Linked DNA regions of Homo sapiens: regions 2, 3, 4 and 5 are each linked to region 1. The links are chromatin contacts, found by Hi-C or POLR2A ChIA-PET in ENCODE. All regions are on one chromosome and are shown on one strand. The core of a region is the stretch at or near the end of the contact, and the rest is flanking DNA. Distances in the headings are between cores, read along the strand shown.

Region 1 (3,100 bases), core at 321-2,820:
CAACCCCTGAATTCGATCCTGTTATCTCACAGTCTGGGGTACTGATCCCGCACAGCAGAGACACAACGTGTGAAAGGCTCGGCAGAGCCCATTCCTGTTCCTGGAAAAATAACCAGAAGCACACATCTGCCTGACCATGAGTCAGGAATATCAATTTTGTGGTGGAGCCCATTTCTGCTGTGACCAACCCACACCCGAACACACTCGCAACAGAAGCAACCGCCACAGAGCAATTCCAGAATGAGCTTTTTCCCCCTCGGGGTCCATACTTAGCAATGTCATAAACGGTCTCCCCTGCGACAGCAATCCTTTTACACTCTTCATAATGACCTTAAGTCTTTAGTGCAAAACCACAGAAACATTGCCACTGCCATATAAAAGTCATCTGAGTTTCAGTTTGGGTGATTCGGTCATGACCAAACTGAACAGAGGATAACCTTTCAGGCACAATTAACAGGAGCCACAGCGTCGCGATGAACTTGCCCCATCTGGTACCGGTGATCCCGAGCGCTCCAGGGCGATGAGAGCCCGTTACCTACTATGTCCCACTCCACTTATGTAACTGGAAGATCGCCGGCGAAGGGGAGGGTAGGATGGGAGGGTGCTCACATTCCGAGGCCACAGCACTCCAAAGAACCTCTGAGCACCCTGGGGACACGCTCGCACCTTAGAGCCTCTGGCGCCGAAGAGCCTCGGGTGCTGCTGGACGCACAGTCCCCTACCCACGGCTCCTGATGGGAACTATAACCACCTCTTTATGATGAGTTGTGGGACCCAGAACACAATGTCTAGTCCCTTTTGTGGATAATAATCCCCACCTACTTGTTCCTGCTAGATGGGGAAAGGAGCCGGTGGACCTACTCGCTCGCGGGGGGGTAGCGGGGGGCAGAAATTCATGGAATGGGCGAGAAGGAGGGGGAGGCAAAGCCCAGAGATGGGGGTGAGAGCTCAGGAGCCCTTGTGGCGCACTCTCCCGACGGGAGGCGAAGTGCGCACGCGCGCCGGTGGGGGGGCCGAGTAACGGGAGAGGGGGCGCGCGAGGGAGGGAGGGGGAGAGCGCGATCCAGGGAGAGGCCGGGGCCGCGGGCGCGCGACGGCGCCGCGGCCCAAAGCCCCGAGAAGGGCAGGAGCGCGCGCAGCCCCGACAGGCGAAGCCCCGGCGACAGGGGCGCCCGCGGGGCCGGGGGCCGGGATGCGCGTCGAGGGCGGGAGGAAGAGGGGCGTCAGGCGAAGGCGGCTCCAGGGAGGCCGCGCCGAGGACGGTCACCCGCGAGCAGGGGTGACGGGCCGAGGGGAGAGTCGCCACCGGCGGCGGCGGGAGGGGGAGGGTAGAGAGGAGGGACGCCATCCGCCAGCCGTGTCGTCCGACCCCGCGGGCCCCTCCCGCGCCACGTCCCGCCCCTGACCCCCGCCCCCCGGCAAGGGTCCCCGCCCGCGGCCACGGCGGTCCCACTCACAGTCTCTCCTCCTCGCCTCCTCCTCCTCCTCCGCTCGGCGCGGCGGCGGCGGCGGCGGCCATTTTCCGGACGGCTTTTACCACAGCCCTCTCTCCGAGAGGAGGGAGCGCGCGCGCCGCCGACGCCGGGACCCCGCACGGCCGACGTCGCGCCCCGCCCTCTTGGCCGGCCCGCGCGCTGCTGCACCTGCGCGCCCGCGCCCCGCCCTCGGCGCCGCTGCGAGCCCGCCCGTCATTGGCTGTGATGGCCGGGCTGGGACGGGGAGGACGGGGGAGGGGGGAGTCTCAGCGGCGATGCCGTCAATTGGCGAGATTTCCTGTCCATTTCGGCCAGGGAAAAGGGGGCGGACCCCTCCAGCTGTTGATTGGCTGCTTTCGGCCGTCGTTTGGGGAAAAGAGGCGGCTTGGGCGCGGAGGGACTGGTTTAGTGGGCGGAATTTGAATGTTAAGGATTAATGGACCCTTGCGGATGCTGGGGCAAGTGAAGGCCTAGGCTTGGGACGCCTGTTTGCGCTGCTCTGAGGGGCGATTGACCCTCTGTCCACAGATGCACCGAGTGCGCTGCAATAAGCGTTTCATTGCACCCACATTTTCTCAATATCACTATCTTCGGCAGAAGCAGCAAAGTTGCCCACCCTGGAGCCTGACGTTGCCCCAGCTGAGGGGCCTTGGTTTCAGAGGCCTACTCAATGCATTATTTCATCCGAGCCTGCCCAGTGCTCACACTCTCATAGAGGCGGGGAATAAACTGACAACAAATCGCAACCCTGGCTTTCGCAGAACTCTGGCGGGGGAAGAGAGTGCATGCCAAGGCCTCGTGACACCTGTCACTGTTGGATCAGATGGTTTGGTGGAGGTGTGAATAAGGGGCAATGTTAGCTCTGCCTGGAAGATATGATTTGGGAGCTGAGATCCAGCAATTTTTCACTTTCCTAGAAGAGTTGATTTGGAGCTGAGATCCAGCAATTGTGTTTTGGGAAAATAAGAGTATGAGAAAACTGTTAGCTAACCAGGTGTTCAGGACAGGAGTGTTTGTTAAGGGGACCTTACCCTGATGCCAGTCATTATCCAATCCATTCAATGATCCTTCTGTTAGTTCTATGCTTAGCAAGAAAACCTGATTCTGATTTGGCTGCTTGCCCCCATTCATTTATTGACTACCTGCTATGTGCCAGGCACTCTTCCAGGCTCTGGATGCACGGTACTGAACAGACAGCAAACTAACATTCTTGCCGGGAAGATTCATACTAGCATACAAATAAGTATAATATATCATTTCACATAGTGATAAGGGCTTTGAGAAAGATAAACTAAGTGAAGGGGGTGCTATTTAGATATCTGCTGGTTTTCACCCTCATTTTACTCCCTCATATGAATATCTGGGGAAAGAACATTCCAGGCAAGTTCAAAGGACATGAGGAGAGACTATGCCTGGCATGTTGGGGACTAACGAGGAAGTCAGTGTTGCTGGAGAGTGGTAGGGAATGTGATTGGAAAGGCAGCTGGGGCCACTATGAGAACTGGGAGTTCATTCTTTTTTGGGGGGGGTGGGGATGGGGTCTCATTCTGTCACCCAGGCTGCAGTGCAGTGGCGCAATCTTGGCTCACTGCAACGTCCACCCTGAGCTCAAGCGATCCTCCCTC
Region 2 (3,100 bases), core at 256-2,755, 500 kb before region 1:
GCTATATAAGATGACATTCACAGGTTCCAGGGATTAGGATAGGGACATCTTTGGGAAATCAATATTTAGCCTCCTACAAAGGACAAAGGATTGTGTAATACATTTTATAAAGAAGTCCCTCAGAAGGTCTAAACTTGTTATATAAAGACAATTCCTACCTGGGACCCCTCATTCCAGGAGATGCCAGATAAGGTGCTGTTACTGACATGACCTTCCAAGCTTTGTTTTACAGAGCAAACCCCAATTTACACGGACCCTCCGAGCAGACGGTAGCAGATGAGGTGTCACTGCCATCCTTCCCTAATAATAACTTTGCAACTCTTCTTGCAAATTACAGTAAATTTACATATCACTGGGATGAACAGTCCTGCAGCAGTCCTCAGACTCTCCGCCCACCTTGGGTAGAAAGCACATCTGCCCAACCCTTCTCCCCCAAGCAGTAAAGGTAGGAAATAACTACCCGCCAACTAACAGTATCTCCTATCAAGATACTGTTGATGGGCCGGACGAGGTAGCTCACGCCTGTAATCCCAGCACTTTGGGAGGGCGAGGCAACTGGATCACCTGAGGCCAGGAGTTCAAGACCAGCCTGGCCAACATGGTGAAACCCCGTCTCTACTAAAAATACAAACATTAGCCGGGTACGGTGGCACACACCTGTAATTCCAGCTACTCGGAAGCGTGAGGAAGGATAATTGCTTTAGTCCGGGAGACGGAGGTTGCAGTGAGCCGAGATCACGCCACTGCACTCCAGCCTGGCCAACAGAGCGAGACTCCGTCTCGAAAAAAAAAAAAATACTGTTGATGGCTGGATGGAAACGATGTTTCTACAGAGATCTTAGCTTAATCACCTCGCCTGGGAAGCGCGGAGCCCAACACTACTGTGGATGTCCTGGCAGGGTTCGGAACAGGAGCTGCAAGCAGCCTAGGTCCCCGGAGTGACAGGAACCCTCGGACAGCGTTCTCCAAAAGGCTCCGCGCGACTAAGCGCCATAAAGTCTACCGGAGTGCAGGGCCGCGGGTGCCGGCAGAAGGCGTGGCGCACTGCGCAGAGCTGCGGGCGCCCGGGCCGGTCTCCGCCTCGCTGGAGGCCCAACCCGGCCACGTCCTCTCCTAGGGCCTGCACACCGGTCCACGCCATGGGGATACCTCGCGGCTCACTGCTCAGCACACCGGGCGCGGCGCAAAGGCGGAGGTCCTCAGCCCCGAGCAGGGCTTCCCGGCCTCTGCTACGGTGAGCACTCCAGAAGGCCGGCCTGGCCAGCCGGGCCCGCTCCGCGAAGCGGGCCGCGGCGCCGCCTGTCCTGGCCTCCCCCGGCCGCGGTTACCTGCCTCCATGATGAACCTCGCCACTCGGAAGTGCACCCTGGCTTCGGGCGCCGGCTGCCCCTCCGGGCCCCGCGCTGCAGGCCCCCCTCCGCCGCCCTCCGGGGCTTCCATGAGGCGCCGCGGCACCGGCGGAAGGAGAGGCGGCCCCGGCGCGCAGAAGCCGGCAGAACTGGAGGTGCTCGCGGCGGGCGCTGCCGCCCCACCCGGCCGCGTCCGGCCCCGCCCCGCCCCGCCCCTCGCCGCCCCGCCCCGCCCCTCGCCGCCCCGCCCCGCCCCTCGCCGCCCCGCCGCTCCTCCGCCCCGCCCCGCCCCTCAGGGCCCTCGCCCAAGGGTGAGCGCGCGCTTGCGCCACAGACGCTGCCTGGCCGCGCGCGCAGGCGCAGGCGCAGGCGCAGAGGCCGACACCACGGGGCGGCTGGTATGTGTCCACCGGCCCCTAGGCGCCTCGAGCCCCGCCCCTGGGAGACGCAGGCTCCTCCCCGCGGAGCGAGAGCCCGCGGAGCTGCTCCGAGACCCGCGGGAGGGCACCTCCGGTCACCCGAGCCGCAAATCCCCGCCGTCCGAAGGGGGTGTCGCCCCGGGCTGTCGGCCCAGCGTGGCTTAGGCCAGGTACAACCGGCAGCGCCCGCCAAGCCCTGGGCTAGGGACGCCTGCGGGAGTTCACGGGGAGGCGCCGGTGTCTGAGGTCTGAGAAGACAGCGGCCACCGGAAAAGGTGCTAATGTTTGCAGACCCCGATCCATCGACACCCCAAGGAAATGCTGTGCACAAAATTCCAAGAGGGCCTTTTCGAATAGACGCATGAACGGTGTTTGTGTCTGGATCGTCCAGCCTCCCGGGATCGATTGGGAATCTAGCTTCTGCTTGCCTTTCCAGCGCGACGCACAGTAGGAGCCTAATAAATGTTTGCTGAATGAATGCTGAATATCGAACTCAGGTATTTACCATCTCATTTTTCATTCGCGTCTTCCACAAGCAGGAAATGGTGCATCAGGCTTTAGGGACATAGAACCCCAAAGGTACTCACTCCCAAGTTAGTGACAGTCACTGGAGTCATTCTGATACATTCAGATCATTGCTACAATTTCAGACAGCTGGCAATATGGAGAGGAAAAAGCTACTGCTCCCTAAACCCTTCTGCCCAGGCGCCTTGATCTCCTGATGGTGTGGAAGTCTCCACCTCTTACCCCCACCCCACACACCCAGTCCGGCCTCATTCTCCTTCCTCAGCACTTCCTGCCTCCACCAGCCTCCCCAAGTCCTCTCTCCATCCCAGCTGGGTTAGTTTCCTGGGGCTGCTGTAACAAATGACCACAAATTGGGTTGCTAAAAACAGCAGAAGTATATCCTCTCTCAATTCTGGAGGCCAGACACCTGAAATGGAGGTGACACTAGGGCTTTGCTCCCTCAAAGGCTCTGGCAGAGGATCAGTTCTTCCTTGCTCTTCCAGCTTCTGCAGCCTGAGTTCTTCCTGGGCTTGTGGCCCCATCACTCCAATCTGTGCCTCCGTCTCTACATGGCCTTCTCCCTGTCTTCTCGTCTGTCTCTTATAAGCACACCTGTCACTGGATTAGGGCCTACCTAGATAATCCAGGAGGAGCTCATCTTGACATCCTTATTTTCATTACATCTTGCAAAGGCCCTTCTGCTAAATAAGGTCACAGTAACAGGGATTAGGACACGGACACACCTTTTGGGGGCTGGCATTCACCCCACAATACCAGCCGCCAGAGCGAGCTTTCTAAAAGGCGAGGCTGAACAGGTCCTGCCCT
Region 3 (3,100 bases), core at 384-2,883, 330 kb before region 1:
CTGGGCCCAAGTGATCCTGCTGCCTTAGGCTCCCAAAGTGCTGGGATTACAGGCGGGAGCCACGACGCCCAGCCTGATTTATTTTCTTCTGTGGAAAGGAAGGAGAAACCCATTCCCCATGCCAGATTGCAGGCGTCTGTCTCATCCGGGGCCAGCAAGGACATGTGTGTGTGTGTTGGGGTAGGCATGGGGGGAAGGACAGGGAGAGGGAGAGAGGCCAGCTGGCTCCCCCAAGCCTCCCCTCCTGGAGCTTCTAAATCCCTCCCTGGCTCCTTCAAGGCTGCCTGGCCTTCCTGTTGGGGAGAGACCCCTCGCCGGCTGCTCACTCGCTTTTTGGTGGTCCTTCCCACGGGCCTGCCTGGTCTGCCTCCACATCCTCAGCGGCTGCAGGTGAGAAGCTGTGGATCTGGGGCCCAGTGGTCCAGAGCGTGGCCCGTGCCAGAATGCCCAGGTTCAAATCCCATCTCTGTGGAATGCACTCTGAAGAAACGACGTCAGGTCATGGCCCTGGGCAAGTTACCCACCTCTGTGCCCCATTTCTCTCCATGCAGGTTGGAAAGAATGACACAGCTGCTCAGGGAAGCACCCATACCCCGAGTCTGCTGGGCCTTTGAGCTCCAGGGCCAACACCTGGCCCTATACCCTGGCCGCCCCCAGGGCTCCAGCCACCTGAGCCAAGCTTCTCACCCCCAGGCCTCCCCAGCCCCATCACCATTTCCTCCTCCCTCATGGGCCCCTCAGTCTTACCGTCCTCCCACTTCCGCCAGCCCCTCTGTGGATGGCCCTGCCACAGGGGGAACAGTGCCCCAGCAGAAAAGCCCCAGGGTCGCCTGGATTCTCCTGCCTTCGCCTCCTGCCCTGGGTCCAACGCACAGTCTTCAGAATGCTGCCTCCCCAGAGCGCCTCTAGAACGCGCCCGCCTCTCTCCATGCCCATGACCACCACTGGACCAGGCCTCCCCACATTCTCTGCCCCAGTGCCACCAGCTTGCAGTTGCCCATGGCGAGACAAGTTCAAGTTCTCAAGCCTGGCCACAAAGACCCCACCTGATTTGCTGACCTCCGCCACACCCTGGGAGACGGCCCTTGACCAACCTTGTGTTCCAGTCGGTGGGAAACACTGGTTTTTCCTCAACGCCACGTGGGCATGTCACGTCCAGGCCTGGCCTGGGGTAGGCCTCAGCTCCATCTCCTGCCCAACGCCTGCCAAGGTTCATGGTTCAAGGTCATGTAGCCTGACGGTTAAGTGAAGGGGCCCTGTGATTGACTCAGCCTTGCCACATACTAGCTGTGTGACTTTATTCAAGTTTCCTAACCTCCTGTGCCTCAGTTTCCCAACCTGTGTTTGTTTCTGGATGGTGCCAGTGCCAAGCCCAAGCCTGGCATCCAGTAGGTGCTTCGTGCCAGGTTATGGAATGCCCACCCAATAGGAGGGCGCTGCCGTCTCTCACCTGCCAGGTGCCCACGGTCAGTACTCCATCATGCCCGCTGCGGCCAGCAGAGGGCAGCAACATCCTGCCCTGTGCCATTGGGCAAAGGGGCGGGCGGAGAGAGGCTGGGCTGCCTGGCCGGGCTTGTTGGGATGAGTCGGACTGGGCACGATTGCATTGTGGGGAGGGAGGCTGGGGCTCTGTGAGACGTGCTCCTGGCACCGCCAGCTGCTACTTGGCCCTCGCCGGTGGCCCACCAGGTAGGCAAGAGCTGGGGCAGGCTTGGGCTTGGGCTTGGGGTGCAGGGGCTACCAGCCTCAGGGCAAGGCATCAGGGTCTCAGGGCCAACTGGCTGGGGTCAGGCAAGAGCGCTCGGGTGTCGGCCCAGCCTGACGACGGCACTAGGTGTCTGGGAGCACGGTGTCCCCCAAGTGGTAGCCCTGGGGTTAGGAGGTGGGGAACCATGTTTCTTCCCCGAAATGGGAAAGCCAACGCCAGCCTCGGGCAGGGTACAGGGTAGAGAGGCTGCCCGCCTGGCTCCCCACCCCCACAGCCACCCAACTGGCCCAGCCAGGTGACAGCAGCCCACTGCCACCTTGCCCTGGAGCCTACTGCTGCCGTGCTGTGGGGGAGGCAGAGACCCCATCCCCAGTGCACCTGCTCCTGTGCCACTGGCCAGGGTGGCCTGTGAGGGTGACAGGGGGTCTAGCTGCTAGGTGCCCCTCCCTTCCCCATCCCCTGCATGGATGGCATCTAGGCCAGCAGGACGGTGCTTCAGAGGGTGGGGTGGACAGCCCCGGCCTGTGGACCCTCTGCCTCAGCCCATCTCAAGCAGCCTCCTCCCGTGGTCCTGCTCGCTGCCACCATGCTGTACCTGGCACCACTTCACCAGTCCCCAGGGGCAGGGCTGGGCTGGGGGTGTGGAGGAAGATCTTTTGGACAAAGGCAGGCATTGAGGGCCAGGACTGGCACTTCACCCAGGCCCCAAGGCTACCAGCCGGCATTTGCAGGGGCTCCAAGGTCCACCCCGTGCCCTTCACAGGGACCCGGGGAGCCAGGGAGGGGCATGCTTAGTGACACAGGGGTTGCAGGGCCAGAGGGGGAGGGCTGGCTGGAGGAAACCCCGGCCCTTTGTCCCCGGATCCCGGGGGTGGCTCCCTGAGGGTGGGAAGTGGCAAGGAGCCCCCTGTCCAGAACAGCCCAGTGGGGGTGACAGCACTAGCGAGTGGGGCCCTGGCCTGGCCTCTGGACAGAGGGAACATTGTTGTGGTGGAGGCAGGGCTGCCTTGGCCTGGCCACTATTGACAAAGCTGCCAGCTGTGAGGGAGCCCGGTCGCTAGGCCCTGGGCGCCACCCCCACCGCCGCCCCTCCTTCCCCAGGCCAGCTCGAATGGGGCTGAGCCTCGACTGTCTCCCTCCCACTCAGGACAATGCCCCCCCGCAGCCATCTCATGCCCATCGCCACTGCCCTGGGGCAGCTGAACTGAGCGTATGTGCCACGCCGCCCAGGAGACCCCTCTGCTGCACCACTTCATGGTAAGTGCCCAGGCCCGGTGTCCCCAGAAATGTTCCTGGGAGGGGCAGGGTAGGGCAGGATGGCTGTGGCCAGGCCCAGGACATACAGGCTGCAGCCTCCCTCATGGCAGACACTGCCCCAGATAGCCCGGGGTC
Region 4 (3,100 bases), core at 172-2,671, 300 kb after region 1:
GATCCGCCCGCCTCGGCCTCCCAAAGTGCTGGAATTACAGGCGTGAGCCACTGCGCCCAGCCAATTTTTAGTTTTTAATTTTTGTAGAGGCGGTTTTTCGCCATGTTGTCCAGGTCTCAAATTCCTGGGCTCAAGTGATCCGCCCACCTCCGCCCCTCAAAGTGCTGAGATCACAGGCGTGAGCCACGGCACTCCGCCGCAATTCCTGACTTGTACTGCCCCAGTGGTGTTACAGCCTCGAACCCAGTTTCCAGACCTAAGTCACCGCCGGCATCCAGAGTCCCATGATGGAAAGGGAGGCTAGGTTCCCCTGGGAAGGACCTTGCACCACTGCTGCAAGTGCACCCCAGAAATCGTCCCAAGCTTTTCTCAAAGGGACCTGCAGCCATTTATAAAAGCGACATATCATCCTGGAAAACAGGTGCGCTCGAGCAGGATTTCCTCCCGTCCTTCCTGTCAAAGGACGGGAAGACTTTGTTACCCCACCGCGCCCCACCTGCAGAATGGTGGACAGATACCTCCAGATGCCACTTCCCCCAGGACGCCCGCCTGCTCTGCGCACCTCTCCCCGGATGCTGCCCCGTGGGCGGGTGGGGGCGGCCCTGCTTCCCCACGACCCCCAGACGCACCCGGAGGGACTCTTGAGCACAGTGGAGTGGGAAGGGCGAGGTGGGGCGGTGCCCAGGCGAGAGCGGCTCATGGGAGGCGGCGCCCGAGACGCAGCTGGTCGGGACGGTGCGGGTCAGGGTGGGCGGAGCGGGGCTAGAGATGCCCCGGGGTTTCCCAGGCCATGAGTCTCCGTGGAGATTTCTCCTCGACCTCTTCCCCGCGGCAATGTGCGAACCCTGGGTCTCCAGGAAACGGGGATACGGGGCATGGCTCCCAGCAAGGCCTGGTCCAGCCTCTCCGGTAGGGGAATGGGTCTCCCCCTCCGGCCTCCCGGGTTGACAAAGGAACGCGGGCCCAGATCCCCGTATGGCGCTTCACCGCCGGGGCCTCTAGCCTAGAAGGAGGCACGGAGCGCGTGTCCGAGACCCGTGCAAGCTCAGGGACACTCTCGCGGTCGCCGGGAGGCCCACCTAGGGTACTTTCCTTTTTTCCACTCTCAGAAATATACGTCTGTCACAGTTAACGGCAAAGCCTAGGGCAAGAGTTCTACGCCCAAGATGGCCAGCCGGAAGCGGGCTTCTCGCGACCATGTGGCGAAGCCCCATTCGTCAGCTGGCCGCCCGCGGCCCTGGTACCCGGTCACCTCTCTGATCTGCGCATGTGCTGGGCTACGCCCGGGCGCAAGCGCCAAGAGCGGCTGCGTCTATGGTCATGACGTCTGACAGAGCGTCCACCCGTCTTCGACAGGACTCTATGGTTCTTACGCGCGCAGACAGACCGCCTATATAAGCCATGCGCAGGCGGAGGAGCGCCTCTTTCCCTTCGGTGTGGTGAGTAAGCGCAGTTGTCGTCTCTTGCGGTGCCGTTGCTGGTTCTCACACCTTTTAGGTCTGTTCTCGTCTTCCGTTCCGACTCTCTCTTTTTCGTTGCAGCCACTGAAGATCCTGGTGTCGCCATGGGCCGCCGCCCCGCCCGTTGGTGAGTCTTGAATCCGTGTACTTTCACTGCTGGGAAACGGGCGGGGAAAGAAGTGCCTATGGCCGCTGAAAACAATTGTGGGGTGGAGCCTCCCCCGTGCGGCGGCCCTGTCTTGGGAACTGACCCTATGTTTTACACCTCCCGGCTATTTTTTAGTCTGCAATATTACTGTCTGTTCCTTCGTTCCCGTGTCGGTGTGGAAGCGACGGTTCCCTCGTATCTCTGCCTGTGTCCTGCAAGCTCACCGCATTTTCGGGCGCTAGATACGCTCTTGGGGCCTTTGTGTGCGTTCTCTGTCTTATTTCCGGGCGACGTGCCGCGTGCGTTGTCGGACGTGAAGGGCAGTCCGGGAAAAACGGGTGCGGCCGCCTCCTGTGTCCTACAGGGGGCGCCAGACGCATTTCCACTCGGCTTGGAGGTGGATTTAGTGCCACGTGCCCGAAAGTCTTAAATTGGGTGACCTGAGCTGTGCAATGATAATGCGGCGATTTTGTAGTACGCAGTGTCTTGAAGAGAGAATTTTTAACTAGGAAAGTTTGTTGCAAAGTGTTTATAGGAAGCGTAAGACAAAGTAACGGAAGATGGTGTCTGTTGTTTCTAGTCTTGGGTGTTGTCTGTGTTGCAGCAGCCAACTGTTGCTTTGTAGTTTATTTCCCCGAATGGAAACGGTTTAGAAGTGGACGTGCATTCCCCACCCTTTTCCCGTCCCTCGTTTGGGTTGTTCCTTGAGGGGCAAAGTGCCTGTTGGGCTTTCTGTGAACCTCACCTAACCTGTGTTTTTTCACTCCCCTGCAGTTACCGGTATTGTAAGAACAAGCCGTACCCAAAGTCTCGCTTCTGCCGAGGTGTCCCTGGTAAGTAGTGGAAGAGCCCCTGCACTGGTTGGCTCTGCGGACTCCGCGTCCGTCTGTGACACCCCCTGCACACTTACCCAATCCTTTTAGATGCCAAGATTCGCATTTTTGACCTGGGGCGGAAAAAGGCAAAAGTGGATGAGTTTCCGCTTTGTGGCCACATGGTGTCAGATGAATATGAGCAGCTGTCCTCTGAAGGTAAGGCAGGATTCTTTGTTCGTCACCCCCCAGTCCTTCCTCCGTGCTCCCTCAACCCCACCCACATACACTGCACTGGAATTGGGAGTTGATGAAACATGAGCCTTACAAAACTCAGCCAACACAGTTCCCCTGAGCTGGAGATAGTCGTGGTGAATGTTTCTCTATTATCTTCTCTCACTTTGCTGCTTTTCTTCTCCCTACCTAGCCCTGGAGGCTGCCCGAATTTGTGCCAATAAGTACATGGTAAAAAGTTGTGGCAAAGATGGCTTCCATATCCGGGTGCGGCTCCACCCCTTCCACGTCATCCGCATCAACAAGATGTTGTCCTGTGCTGGGGCTGACAGGTGAGCTTGGTCTGGGCCTTTTAAGGCAGTTGGAGTCTCTACATTATTAGGCTTGCATTATTTTATCAGAGCATAGAGGTGGCCCCAGTGACTCAGCCACTATGGCTACTAGAA
Region 5 (3,100 bases), core at 264-2,763, 300 kb before region 1:
GCAGGATGCAATATGTACACGCCTCCCGCTCTCCCATCACCCTTTCATGGTTCCATGGAAAGAAAGAACATCCACACCCCACATCTTATGCCTGCTGAGGCTTCTGTCTTTGGCATATTTCTGTTGGACCATGTGTCAATGGTGGCTGCATGTTTTCCTATGGCGTCCAAATCAGTGGGATTCAAGACCTGGGGTTCCTCTGTAAGGGTTCTCACACCCAGGACGGTCAGTCTCAGGGCAAGGCACTGCCCAGCTACCCACCGTTCACTGTCCCCTACTCCCACCCCAACGCACACACAGGCACACACACAGGGGAGGTCAGGGAGGAGGCACACATGTCTTCACCAAGAGCCTACAGGAGCCCAGTTGCTGGAGCCATCAGAGCCTCTGGAAAGCCACTATATACTGCCGTCCTTTCAGCAGCAAGGTGGGAGAAGTCAGCATCGTCAAGAGAATTTCATTAGGCACAAGCAGTCTCCCCCAGAGGTCAGAAGGAGAAAACATGGCAAGTAGAGATGTCCCTGGGGAGTGGCCGCAAAGTCACGGAGTTCTGGAAGGTCAGAGTTGACAGGATCCTTTGAGAACATGAAGTCTCCTCCCCTCTGGGTTCCAAAGGGGAAACTAGAACCCAGAGAGAGGAGGAAATGGCCTAAGGCCACGCAGTGGCTCAGTGTGGGAGCATGGCCTAGAGGTCAAACCTCTTACCCATCAGGGCCAGGTGCTGGCTGGCAGCTGCTTCAGATGGTTTCCAGCCCACCTAGGACCTAAATTAACCTCTTCTTAAATAAGTGTAAGGAAAGAAGACTCGGACCTGAATACGCAAGACCGCACACGGAGAAGAGCAGAAGCAAAACCCCCGCAGCCTCAGAAACCCTAGCTCCTTCCCATTCCAGGCGCCTCGAGGGGAAGGCATCTGGGGCTCTAAGACTGGGGGACTATGGGGGATGACTGGCAAAGTCCGGTTCTTTGCCACCGGGATAGGTGGCAAAGCGGTCCACGAGAGAGGAAACCGTGGAGAAATTTGAGTCCCGGAACCGGATTCCCGAAGCGGTTTGAGAAAGGCGGGCCGGGATACGTGAGTGACTGCCTCAGAAGGGCTCCTTCAAGGACACTAAGGAGGTGACAGCCGCCGTGGCCCACTCTCCCGGCCCGTCCGGAGGGCCCCCCGCCACCCGATGCAGACCCCCTGGGGGAGCCGGTCCAGGGCCAACTTCGGCCAATCCCCTCAGTGACAGCGGAGGCGGCCAATCAACCCCGGCGCGAAGCCCTTTCCCCGCCCCTGGTGGGGCCCCTAGCCAATCGGACTCCAGACTGCTTCGGGTGCGGCTACCCCACCGCTCCCCTGCGACCGCTGCCGCGGTCCCGTGGCTCTTTCCCTGCTCACCTCCCAGGGACGGCAGAGAAGGGCTGGCCCGAGCACCGCCTTCGCGGCGCTGCCGGCGACGGTCGCTACCTTCAGCGCCATGACGGAAAGTGAGAGCCTCCGCACGTCCCGACACGCAGATACCGCTCTCGCGAGAGTTCGACGGGGTGCGAAGTTTCGGGGACAGGCGCGGACCCGGTACTGCGCACGCGCGCGGTCGCACCGATTCACGCCCCCTTCCGGCGCCTAGAGCACCGCTGCCGCCATGTTGAGGGGGGGACCGCGACCAGCTGGGCCCCTGGCTCAGGGAGGGGCCACGTCAGTGCTGCCAGAGACGTCACAATGCCGGCCCAGCCGTTCGGTGCGCGATTGGCTGCCGCTGCCACTTACGCGTCGCTCTTCCTCGTTTGCCCCTCGTGTTCATGGGAGCTCGTTTTCTTTTCCTCTAGGCAGAGAAGAGGCGATGGCGGCGATGGCATCTCTCGGCGCCCTGGCGCTGCTCCTGCTGTCCAGCCTCTCCCGCTGCTCAGGTAGCGGCCCAGCCGGGGCTTCTTTCTTGCGAGCCTCTGACCCACGGCAGGTGGTGTTGGGGGCAGGAGGGATGCGGGGGTCCGGCCTTTCAGGGTCCGTCGCTGCGGGCCGGGCCTTCCCCCGAGAGGCAGGCGGCCTTGGGACGGGGGGACCAAAGCACCTCGCGCACGTTTACCGGCAGCCAGGCTTTTCCTTGTCTGCCCATACGAAGAGGAGTCCCCGAGCCTCCATGGTGCGCCCGGCCCCCAAGCTGCAGCACGGAACGTGACACATGTCCCGGCTCCCGCTCCCTGCGGGGTCGGACCGGAGCGAAGCTCTGTAGCGCTGAGCGATCGCGGCCAAAAACGGGGCTGGAGGAGCCACATAAGCTAGGAAGGGACCTCAGTGAGGAGAGGGAGCAAGAGCGGGGCGAGTTAGATGGGGAGCCAAAGGTGCGCAGGGCCTTGAGTGCCAGGCCGAAGACTGGCTTTTCCGGAGGGCCCTGCCTTACCCTTACCAGAGTTTTCGGCAGAGCCGACCAGGGGTCCCGTCGATTTGCATTCGTGAGGGGCTGAGGTCTGAACTCCAGAGTGTGTTTAGGAGGTGGCTGCAGCAGCCAGCCCCGGGCCCGGGGGCCAGGACTGGACAGGGGCGGCTTTCTCCACATTCCCTTTTCTGCCGTCCTTCAGGCCAGTAGCCTTGCTGCCTGCAACGTTTTGGCAGCCTAACTGGCCTCCCTTTCCGCACACTCCTCATCTGCCCCTCAGGAATTCCCTGAACTATAGTCAGGGACGTATCCAGAGGACAAGCCTGGCCATAAAACCCTTCGGGGGCTCCCCTGCGCCACAGGAAGCAGGCCCAACTTAGGCAGGACACAGAAGGGCTGGCGGGATCTAGCCCCTGAGAACTGCCTCCACGCTGTTCCTAGGGATCTGCCTCCTGTGGTCCAGACCCAGAGCCTTCTCTGACGTCCTCTGCTGAAGCCATCGTTCTGCCAGGGCACCACATTTGGACAGCGGGTGGCTGAGAACATTCCCACTTTGGGGAGCCTTTGTTTCACACCCTCTGATGTAGGCGGCAGCCTTCCTTTCCTTTGGGCCTCTGGTTATGGAGAAGGCTAAGGCAAGGTCCTTTCTCTCACAGCTAACAAGTTGTGCTTCTGGAACCAGAGTCTCTCCCGTTTACTTCTTCAGGAAACGCTGGGGCCAGTCTTCACCTTCTGTCAAC

What was found. A loop is a pair of places that touch in the nucleus more often than their neighbours do. ChIA-PET counts read pairs that join two places held with the same protein, here RNA polymerase II (POLR2A). Pooled maps may share reads with other maps.
Region 2: a loop to region 1 is called in a map with no recorded cell type, with 27 times the contacts of the local background. The contact joins the promoter of CCNQ here to the promoter of MECP2 in region 1. A Hi-C loop is called at or near these places in 1 of 168 maps with a recorded cell type or tissue (right cardiac atrium), 3 of 37 single-sample maps with no recorded cell type and 10 of 50 pooled maps. POLR2A ChIA-PET finds 5 or more read pairs at or near these places in 1 of 52 experiments (WTC11).
Region 3: a pooled map shows a loop between it and region 1 (4-fold over the local background). The contact joins the promoter of PLXNB3 here to the promoter of MECP2 in region 1. A Hi-C loop is called at or near these places in 3 of 50 pooled maps. POLR2A ChIA-PET finds 5 or more read pairs at or near these places in 2 of 52 experiments (AG04449 and activated naive CD8-positive, alpha-beta T cell).
Region 4: a loop to region 1 is called in a pooled map, with 17 times the contacts of the local background. The contact joins the promoter of RPL10 here to the promoter of MECP2 in region 1. A Hi-C loop is called at or near these places in 1 of 168 maps with a recorded cell type or tissue (aorta) and 12 of 50 pooled maps. POLR2A ChIA-PET finds 5 or more read pairs at or near these places in 3 of 52 experiments (CD4-positive, alpha-beta T cell, activated CD8-positive, alpha-beta memory T cell and naive thymus-derived CD8-positive, alpha-beta T cell).
Region 5: a loop to region 1 is called in a map of naive thymus-derived CD4-positive, alpha-beta T cell, with 25 times the contacts of the local background. The contact joins the promoter of IDH3G here to the promoter of MECP2 in region 1. A Hi-C loop is called at or near these places in 1 of 168 maps with a recorded cell type or tissue (naive thymus-derived CD4-positive, alpha-beta T cell), 10 of 37 single-sample maps with no recorded cell type and 11 of 50 pooled maps. POLR2A ChIA-PET finds 5 or more read pairs at or near these places in 2 of 52 experiments (both activated T-cell).

What each region holds. Positions count from the first base shown.
Region 1 is chrX:154,096,147-154,099,246 of GRCh38, forward strand. MECP2 (methyl-CpG binding protein 2) reads right to left here and starts at 1,571. Exons shown (of 3, transcript NM_001110792.2): 1 at 1,458-1,571. The coding sequence starts at 1,519. RefSeq lists an enhancer at 587-676 and silencers at 997-1,076, 1,137-1,196, 1,173-1,411, 1,497-1,856.
Region 2 is chrX:153,597,634-153,600,733 of GRCh38, forward strand. CCNQ (cyclin Q) reads right to left here and starts at 1,506. Exons shown (of 5, transcript NM_152274.5): 1 at 1,329-1,506. The coding sequence starts at 1,440. LOC105373383 (a long non-coding RNA gene) reads left to right here and starts at 1,707. Exons shown (of 1, transcript NR_131982.1): 1 at 1,707-2,260. RefSeq lists silencers at 1,217-1,576, 1,587-1,636, 1,737-1,876 and an enhancer at 3,017-3,100.
Region 3 is chrX:153,762,616-153,765,715 of GRCh38, forward strand. It overlaps PLXNB3 (plexin B3), which reads left to right and starts at 1,634. Exons shown (of 36, transcript NM_005393.3): 1 at 1,634-1,689; 2 at 2,856-2,965. The coding sequence starts at 2,921. PLXNB3-AS1 (PLXNB3 antisense RNA 1) reads right to left here. Exons shown (of 3, transcript NR_199696.1): 2 at 1,095-1,234.
Region 4 is chrX:154,396,956-154,400,055 of GRCh38, forward strand. RPL10 (ribosomal protein L10) reads left to right here and starts at 1,422. Exons shown (of 7, transcript NM_006013.5): 1 at 1,422-1,439; 2 at 1,542-1,587; 3 at 2,383-2,441; 4 at 2,532-2,639; 5 at 2,848-2,986. The coding sequence starts at 1,565. LOC124905228 (a long non-coding RNA gene) reads right to left here and starts at 1,887. Exons shown (of 2, transcript XR_007068356.1): 1 at 630-1,887. RefSeq lists silencers at 465-644, 715-784 and enhancers at 787-1,332, 1,345-1,554, 1,877-2,422, 2,423-2,966, 2,967-3,100.
Region 5 is chrX:153,792,862-153,795,961 of GRCh38, forward strand. It overlaps IDH3G (isocitrate dehydrogenase (NAD(+)) 3 non-catalytic subunit gamma), which reads right to left and starts at 1,514. Exons shown (of 13, transcript NM_004135.4): 1 at 1,385-1,514. The coding sequence starts at 1,465. SSR4 (signal sequence receptor subunit 4) reads left to right here and starts at 1,807. Exons shown (of 6, transcript NM_006280.3): 1 at 1,807-1,893. The coding sequence starts at 1,827. RefSeq lists enhancers at 877-1,604, 1,504-1,763 and a silencer at 1,064-1,213.